2 separate regions of the Homo sapiens genome follow, and region 1 is linked to region 2. A link is a loop called in an ENCODE intact Hi-C map of the cell type or tissue named here. Cell type or tissue: PC-9. All regions are shown on one strand. Links, peaks and the distances in the headings refer to the core of each region. The heading gives the core; the rest is flanking DNA. Region 1 overlaps MELK (maternal embryonic leucine zipper kinase). Region 2 overlaps GNE (glucosamine (UDP-N-acetyl)-2-epimerase/N-acetylmannosamine kinase).

What was found. A loop is a pair of places that touch in the nucleus more often than their neighbours do. Peaks named below come from ENCODE experiments on the same cell type or tissue, not always from the same donor. Only the 100,000 strongest peaks of a DNase experiment are listed, where the experiment ranks them.
Region 1: it touches region 2 in a loop (7-fold over the local background); 1 of 110 quality-filtered maps calls a loop at or near these places.

What each region holds. Positions count from the first base shown.
Region 1 is chr9:36,652,552-36,656,952 of GRCh38, forward strand. The region is part of intron 12 of MELK (maternal embryonic leucine zipper kinase); the gene reads left to right. Among named protein-coding and RNA genes, the nearest start is that of MELK, 82 kb to the left of the region's middle. In PC-9, for the core only: no CTCF peak of the experiment used is centred there; no DNase peak of the experiment used is centred there.
Region 2 is chr9:36,245,447-36,249,847 of GRCh38, forward strand. It overlaps GNE (glucosamine (UDP-N-acetyl)-2-epimerase/N-acetylmannosamine kinase), which reads right to left. Exons shown (of 12, transcript NM_005476.7): 2 at 3,746-3,951; 3 at 585-1,036. The coding sequence starts at 3,909. Among named protein-coding and RNA genes, the nearest start is that of GNE, 11 kb to the right of the region's middle. In PC-9, for the core only: a CTCF peak has its summit at 2,770; no DNase peak of the experiment used is centred there; H3K27ac peaks cover 770 bases.

The DNA of each region.
Region 1 (4,401 bases), core at 99-4,098, 410 kb after region 2:
AAACCCCGTCTGTACTAAAAATACAAAAATTAGCCAGGCGTGGTGATGAGTGCCTGTAGTCCCAGCTACTTGGGAGGATGAGGCAGGAGAATCGCTTGAACCCGAGAGGCGGAGGTTACAGTGAGCTGAGATTGCGCCATTGCACTCCAGCCTGGGCGACAGAGCAAGACTCTGTCTCAAAAAAAAAAAAAAAAAAAAGAAAATGCTTAAGCCACAGATGAGCTAAAAGGAAAATAGAATTTACCTATAAACCAACTACCTGTGGAGGATGTAGTTAATATTTATTGTGTCTTTCCAGTCTTTTTTTTAAAGCATACTTTTACACGCATTCAAGTACTTTTAAAGGACACATTATTGAATTGCAGAGAACAAAAAAATTGTTGGGAGTAAGATCTGTGATATGGAATATATAATACTTTATATGACATGAAACATTTTGATAAATATTTTCATATTTATGTTAAGGGTTTAGGTTTTTGTTTCTTTTAAAATTTTCATACTGAAATGGAGCATGTTGATTAGTGTTTGTTATAACCAAATTATTTTTCTCTACTTCACTGTCTTTGTCTCAGTTTTGTCATGGACTTTAAAAAATTTTTTTGTTTTATTTTTTGAAACAAAGTCTTGCTTTGTTGTCCTGGCTGGAGTACAGTGGTGTGATCATGGCTCACTGCAGCCTTAACCTTCCAGGCTCAAGCAATCCTCCTGCCTCAGCCTCCCTAGTAGCTGGGATTACAGGTGTGTGCCACCACACCTGGCTAATTTTTAATTTTCTATAGAAATGGAGTCCAGCTATGTTGCCCAGGCTGGTCTTGAACACCTGGGCTCAAGCAGTCCTCCCTCCTTTGCCTCCCAAAGTGCTGGGATTATTGGCATGAGTGACTGCACCTGGCCTGTCATGGACATTTAAAATGGTGAAGAAGCTTACATACATAGAGGCACCATGTCATTCCTAAATGCTTGTGTTAGTCCTTGTTTTGTGTGATTCTTTGTATTTCCCATGGCTTAAAATTCAGCTATCCAAATACTTTGCCAGATGGGTATGGAACTTTGTAATGTCATCTTCCCTCAGATTAATTCAGGTTGCAATGTAAATAATCTTAGCACTAGGAAATTGTACCTCATCCTCAGAGAAAGGTAGTTGGTTGGCCCTGTTTATGAAATCCAAGATAACACAATTGACTGTGTGGATGAAAGTTTGGTTTTTTTCCCCTTTATAGGCCTCAAAACTGTAAAAAAAAAACAAAAAATGTTAAAATGCCACCTCTTTTATGATCTTTTGTTGAATTCCCCCTCCCTCAAATTCCTTTAATATCTATCTCATTTAGATCTCCTTTTGGTACTCATCAGTCATGTGCTACAGGTATAGTGGGTCTTATGTCACTGCCAGAACTAACCTGCCCCTCTTTTTCCCTCCCTAGTTGGTCAGTGCACTGGCTGTTGTGTAAAGAAATCTCTGAAGGGAGATATCCTGCATGGTTTTCTAGTCTGTTGTTGGAGAGTTTTAATGGCTGGTAAATATTCTGTGCCTAGGCAGCTCTTTTGCACATGGGCTCCTTGAATCAGCCAATCCCTCATCCCACCCACACTGCCAAACCCTTTAAACTTTCAGGTGCAAGTAACACATCTGGGTCCAGGAAAATGCAAAACCCTGAATTTTGCATCTGCTCAAGGTAATTGGAGAAAGCTATTAGATACGTATACCTCTATGCTTAGAAAAATCACTTTCACTAAATTTTAAAATTTACGACACCTCAGTTAAGGGGCCTGAGACATTTTCCTGAGACATTGGATTGTCTTTTTTTTTTTTTTTTTTTTTTTTGAGACAGAGTCTTGCTTTGTTGCCCAGGCTGGAGTGCAGTAGTGTGGTCTTGGCTCGCTGCAACCTCCGCCTCCTGGGTTCAAGTGATTCTCCTGCCTCATTGTCCCGAGTAGCTGGGATTACAGGTGTGTGCCACCACACCTATCTAATTTTTGTATTTTTAGTAGAGATGGGATTTCACCATGTTGGTCAGGCTGGTCTCGAACTCCAGACCTCAGATGATCCACCTGCCTCAGCCTCCCAAAGTGCTGGGAACACAAGCGTGAACCACCACACCCGGCCTGGATTTTCTTATATCTGAATTGGCCTGGTCTCAATTGATCTGCTTATATGAGTTGTAAGTGGAAAAGACCTGGAAATATATTTACTCTTATCTTCCATCTACTCCCTAATGAACATTTAACTAATAATTTAATTATTTGCAAAGTCATATTATTGAATCAATTTTATGGCAGATCAAGAGACATTTTAGTAACAAGAAGTGAAATAGAAATCAAATTTTGGGTTCGCTTCTAATCTTTATGCAAATTATTGAGACACGAAGCAAGTCACATAGTCTGGTTGTACTGTTCTTCCCCTTGATAGAATTATCCCTTTTCTCTGGGGTGTTGTTTATAAGAAAGTAAGTAATCATGATCGATCAATCAATCAATAGGTGGCCCTTTCAGTGAAACAGCAGTACAGACTGATCCAAGAATCACAAATAACCACGTCATCATCATCAGTGTCATTAGCATTTTCAGGCCCCATGCTGGGCTGCTGGGAAACATATCTGTGTAAAGTATAATACTTGTTCTCTAAGAGTCAAGACATATATATACATAGATAATACTGCATCATAGTAGATGATGGGGGCCAGAGAAGTGGCCAGAGGTGTCCTGGGGAGCTTTAGAGGACAGGAATGATCACCATGGGATCCAAACTGGACCAACAGTCAAGGTTAGAAAGATGGAAAAGAAGTGGCACAACATTCAGGGCAAGATAAATGGAATCAGCAAAAGCAGGGGCACCTAATTTTGCTTGATGTATTCTGTTGACAGTGGCTGGACTTGTGTTAAAAAAGAAGAGTTCAAGTAGGGGGAGAGAGAGAGAGAGAGAGAGAGAGAACGCAAGTGAGCTGGAAGGGTGGACAAGAGCCAGATAGTAGAGAACCTGAAAATGCACATCAGAATTTTAGACTTTGTTCAATAGTTAATGAGGAGCCATTGATTTGTGAGCAAGAGAGAGAGAAATGAACATGATTTTGAAAAATTAATCCAGTGGTGTATACGATTGTTTAGTCAGGGGTGATATGTGTGCTATTAGTCCCTACTGGAGTACCCATGACAGCCGTCATTCGTACAGCACTGTACTTCTCCCCACCAAGCCTAGACTTAGCTTTAGGATTTTTCTCAGCCTAGCTCTCCATGCATCCAGTTCCAAATGACAGTAATTGGTAATCCTGGAGAACTCTGTCATCCTTGGTTGAGACAGTGGAAAGATTAGTGGTAGAGACAATATTGTCTGTTTGAATAGTCTAGGTATGAGAAGATTTGTCCTTGATCTAGGATAGTGGCAGTGAGACTTTGGGAAAAAAAGGATGAGATATAAGAAATTCAAGTAAAATTGCTTGGCTAGATTAACAATATATCGAGGGAAAAGGAAGGAAGGAGAAATAAAAACTCCAAGTACACCCACAGTCTTGAATTCAGGGTATAATTAGTATACCCTTAGTTTATAGAGGAGGAAGAATGAAAGAACAGAAGTTATTTTGGTGGCGTTGTTAGCGCAAGACCCCAAATGTCCTATCCCTAGGAGATCCTTCATAAGGCTAATTTTCTTCCTGGTAGAAATTATTCACTACCCTGTATATTCTTACAAAGAAGAAACCTATATTTCGAAGTTGTTTCCCCTCCATCTTCTACTTTGTCAGATCTTTTTATTTGTAAATTTGCAGTAGAGTTGTCTGGTATTATAGTGATTATGTGATAATGAAAAGTAGTATGCTATATAACATAAGAATGTTGCAAGACATATTATTTGAGAGTCGGAGGTTTTCCTTTCTGATAATTTGAACTGAAATTTTCTGACTTCCTTTTTCTGTACTGGATGGTCAGCTCCTTCAATATAGTGTCTCCTATTCATTTTTGTTTCCAGGGCCTTGCCCTATGCCTGGAATACAGTTTTGTGCTGCATAAAGACAACGTTGGACTGCATTTATGATGGTGGTCCCATAAAATTATAATACCATGTTTTTACTCTACCTTTTCTTTTTTTTTCTTTCTTTTTTTTTTAGACAGAGTCTCGCTGTATTACCCAGGCTGGAGTGCAGTGGCACAATTTCTGCTTGTTGTAACCTCCACCTGGTGGACTCAAGTGATCCTCCCACCTAAGCCTCCCAAGTACCTGGGCCTACAGGCACATGCCTGGCTAATTTCTATTTTTTGTAGAGATGGGGTTTCACCGTGTTGCCCAGACTGGCTCCAACGCCTGAGCTTAAGTGATCCACCTGTGTCAGCCTTCCAAAGTGCTGGGATTACAGGCATGAGCCACCATGGGGACGGCCTTTTTCTGTTTAGATTTGTTTAGATACATAAATA
Region 2 (4,401 bases), core at 320-4,319:
GCCCAAGGTGGGCGGATCACTTGAGGTCAGGAGTTCGAGACCAGCCTGGCCAACGTGGTGAAATTAAAAATAGAAAAATTAGCCGGTCATGGTGGTCCACGCTTGCAATCCCACATACTTGGGAGGCTGAGGCAGGAGCATCACTTGAACCTGGGAGGCAGAGGATGCAGTGAGCCAAGATCACACCACTGCACTCCAGCCTAGGCAACAGAGCAAGACTCCATCTCAAAAAATAAAATAAATAAAATAAAATGAAATGGCATATTACACTTATAATTTTATAGCTCCCCCTTTTGACATATTAGGATCGTTCTTATAACTAATATATTTAATGGATTAAAAGCATTCCATTCTATAAATATAGCAGAGATTTTTAAAACTCAATCCACTAAGCCTATTTTACAGAAAAGGTAAACCTCAGAGAGGTAAAGTCATACCACAGGGCAAGGTCTATGAACTAAAACCTTGGCCTTCTCATTGCTAACAGAGTATTCTATCCATAATAGTTTCCAAAAGGATTGAAATAGACGGAACATTTTCTGACAAAAACAGCCATTAGACTGACTAAAGTCTGAGATACGTACCTAGCCACATGCGAATGATGCTCATGTAGTCTTTGTTCTTGGCTGAGAGAAGTTTGTCATAGGAAGGGCAGCCTGCCAAAAGGATGCGATCATGGTCCTCACACATGGATATCAGGTGCTGCTCTGCACTGCGGGTGCAGCACACATGATAATGAGCCAGTTTTGTTATGGCATGTCTGATAGAGTCATCAATGGTCCCACTGACTTCCCCACCTTCAATGTGAAGGATTCGGATGTTCATCAAGGCAGCAGATGTGGCCAGAGCCAGGGCATCAAACCTGTCTCCATGAACAATCATGATATCAGGCTTCAGGCGATTAAGGACATCTGGCAGCTTCACTAGGGCCAGGCCTACTGACTCCACCATGGCTGCCTCATCTTCTCCCCTCACAATTGTGTGTAGCCTGGTGTTAATGTCAAAGTCATCTTGTTCAATCATTCGATATGTATTTCTAAAGCCGGGGAGAAATAAAGATATAAGAACATGTTCTTAAACACAGAGCCGTAACATGCAAGAAAAGCAATCTAACACCAACTCTGAAGTGAGAAACATTAAAATAAATAAATTGAAGTATAACTTACAAACATAAAAAGCATAGACCATAAGTGTAAACAGCCTGATTAAGATTCTTTTTTTTTTTTTTTTTTTTTTTTTTGAGATGAAGTCTTGCTCTGTTGCCCAGGCTGGAGTGCAGTAGCGCGATCTAGGCTCACTGCAACTTCTGCCTCCCGGGTTCAAGCGATTCTCCTGCCTCAGCCTCCTGCGTAGCTGGGATTACAGGCATGTACCACCACACCCAGCTAATTTTTCTATTTTTAGTACAGATGGGGTTTTGCCATGTTGGCCAGGCTGGTCTTGAACTCCTGACCTCAGGTGATCCACCCACCTTGACCTACCAAAGTGCTGGGATTACACGCGTGAGCGACTGCACCCGGCCAGAGAATTTTTTTATTAGGAAGAAAGAGACTAAACTTTTAACAGTGGTCAGCACTTTTTATATACACTTAGGGGAAAATGTTTTTTACCCTTTTTTTTATTTTTTTGAGACAGAGTCTCGCTCTGTCGCCCAGGCTGGGGTGCAGTGGTGCGATCTTGACTCACTGCAACCTCCACCTCCCAGGTTCAAGCGATTCTCCTGCCTCAGCCTCCCGAGTAGCTGGGACTACAGGCGTGTGCCATCACGCCCAGCTAATTTTTGTATTTTTAGTAGAGACAGGGTTTCACCATGTTGGCCAGGATGGTCTCAATCTCTTGACCTCGTGATCCGCCCGCCTCGTCCTCCCAAAGTGCTGGGATTACAGGTGTGAGCCACCGTGCCTGGCCAAACCTTTTTTCTTTAAGAAAACATTTCATGGTGAAAAGTCTCTCACTTTTGTCTCCCAGTCATCCAATTCTTCTCCCAAGAAGCAACCAATTTCTTGTGTTAGAATGTACCTTAAACATGCATTTTCATTAAGTACTAGTCAAATTTCCTATTTAACGGTCTCATCAGATAAACACTATTCTTCCACCCTTGGTAACTGTGGTAGGCAGATAAAAAACCTACTACCATTTCCCTGAGAGCCTCTCTTCCACTAGTCTTCCTGTCAAAGCTTTCTCAGAGCAGTAAAAGAACCCACTCAAACTTTCATCTCAGGCTCTAGCTAAAATTTCTGTTCTACTGAGAGGATGCTCCTAAATAGCCAGAATTCATTTTATATTAAAAAAAAATCTGGACGGACGCAGTGGCTCACACCTGTAATCCCAGCACTTTGGGAGGCGGAGGCAGGTGGATCACCTGAGGTTGGGAGTTTGAGACCAGCCTGACCAACATGGAGAAACCCCGTCTCTACTAAAAATACAAAATTAGCCGGGCATGGTGGCGCATGCCTGTAATCCCAGCTACTCGGAAGGCTAAGGCAGGAGAATCACTTGAACCCGGGAGGTGGAAGTTGCAGTGAGCCGAGATCACGCCACTGCACTCCAGCCTGGGCAACAAGAGCAAAACTCCGTCTCAAAAAAAAAAAAAAAAAAAAAAATCTGTGGATCCCTGAGCTATCCATTAAGTTTCTTCTCTACTCTTTAAGTATTTCCTAGTAGCGAATTCCCACCTTGTTTTTAAAGAATAGTCTGAAAAGGACAATTTTATTTTAACGCAAGGTTCTTTCAGATACAGTATTGTATTTGTGATCCTCTTTGGAGACTGCATTAATATATTCATGCCACAAGGGTGCACTAAATGACTTTTTATTACATACATCAAGATGTATGTAATACGCCTTGTTCTCTCAGATTATTCAACCTTTGCTTTTTTTTTTTTTGAGACGGAGTCTCACTCTTGTTGCCCAGGCTGGAGTGCAGTGGTGTGATCTCAGCTCATTGCAACCTCCGCCTCCCGGGTTCAAGTGATTCTCCTGCCTCAGCCTCCCGAGTAGCTAGGACTACGGGCATGCGCCACCACAACTGGCTAATTTTTTTTTTTTTTGTATTTTTCGTAGAGATAGGGTTTCACCATGTTGGCCAGGCTGGTCTCAAATTCCTGACCTCAGGTGATCCACCCACCTCAGCCCCCCAGAGTGCTGGGATTATAGGCATGTGCCACCGTGCCCGGCCCAACTTTCACTTTTTAAATGTAGCCTGTGATTAATAACAAACCTAATGTCAGCAAAATAAATGTCAATGGTGACAGTAATGTAACTCTCTACTTTACCTTGCAGATTAGATTTTTAAAATCTTGTTCCATATCTACTACTTTATATGCTGTTGGCCTATAAACCAGTTTTAAAGATTGCCATTACAGCTCACAAAACAGTTTACATGGAATCACATTATTATACTCATACAATATGTATTTATAAGTGGCATTTGTTTGAATGTAACAACTAATAACAAACAGTAATATTATTTATAGCTACCATTTATCAATCATCTACTAAGCGGCATCATTGTGATGGATGCTCTATATCATGATCTCCATTCCTCACAATAATTTACAATATAAGTTTTCACTACATTATATAATGAGGAAACTGAGGCTCAGAGATGCTAAGTGACTACTCTAAGGCCACATAAAAACTAAGCAGCAGAACAGGAATTTGAAGCTGGGCCCATATGGCTACAAAACCCAAGCTCCTTCTAGCACACTGTTGCAATGAAGAATAAGAAAATGCTTTCATCTTACCCATAGTCATCTATCAGGTGAGAGCCAAGTACCACAACATCAAGTTCAAAGAACTCAGGTTCGGTTTTAATGCCAAACATGATCGGGGCAAGTTTAGAATAATCTGCACGGTTACAAGTAGCAACACAAACCCGCAGCTTTCGGTTATTTCCATTCTTCTCCATGATTTGCTTGTTTCGTTTTGAGAGGTTCTTAAAATAGAGTTCCTGAAATTGCCAAAATAAAAACTTTATAATCAGAATAACTCCTAGATATAACTAAACTTTAAACTTCTCTAAATCAGAAATAGAAATTTTCAGTTTCAAGTCCTTAACCACTATTTAGTACAGTGATTCTTAATCTTTTTTTGCACCTCCACTTATGTGTGACTCTCCCATTGGTATATCCAGAGTTAAGAAACTCCAAGGCTGGGAGTGGTGGCTTACGCCTGTAATCCCAGCACTTTGGGAGGCCGAGGTGGGCAGATCACGAGGTCAGGAGATCAAGACCATCCTGGCTAACGTGGTGAAACCCCGTCTCTACTAAAAAATACAAAAAAAAAAATTAGCTGGGCGTGGTGGCGGGTACCTGTAGTCCCAGCTACTCGGGAGGTTGAGGCAGAAGAATGGCGTGAACCCAGGAGGCGGAGCTTGCAGTGAGCTGAGATCGCACCACCA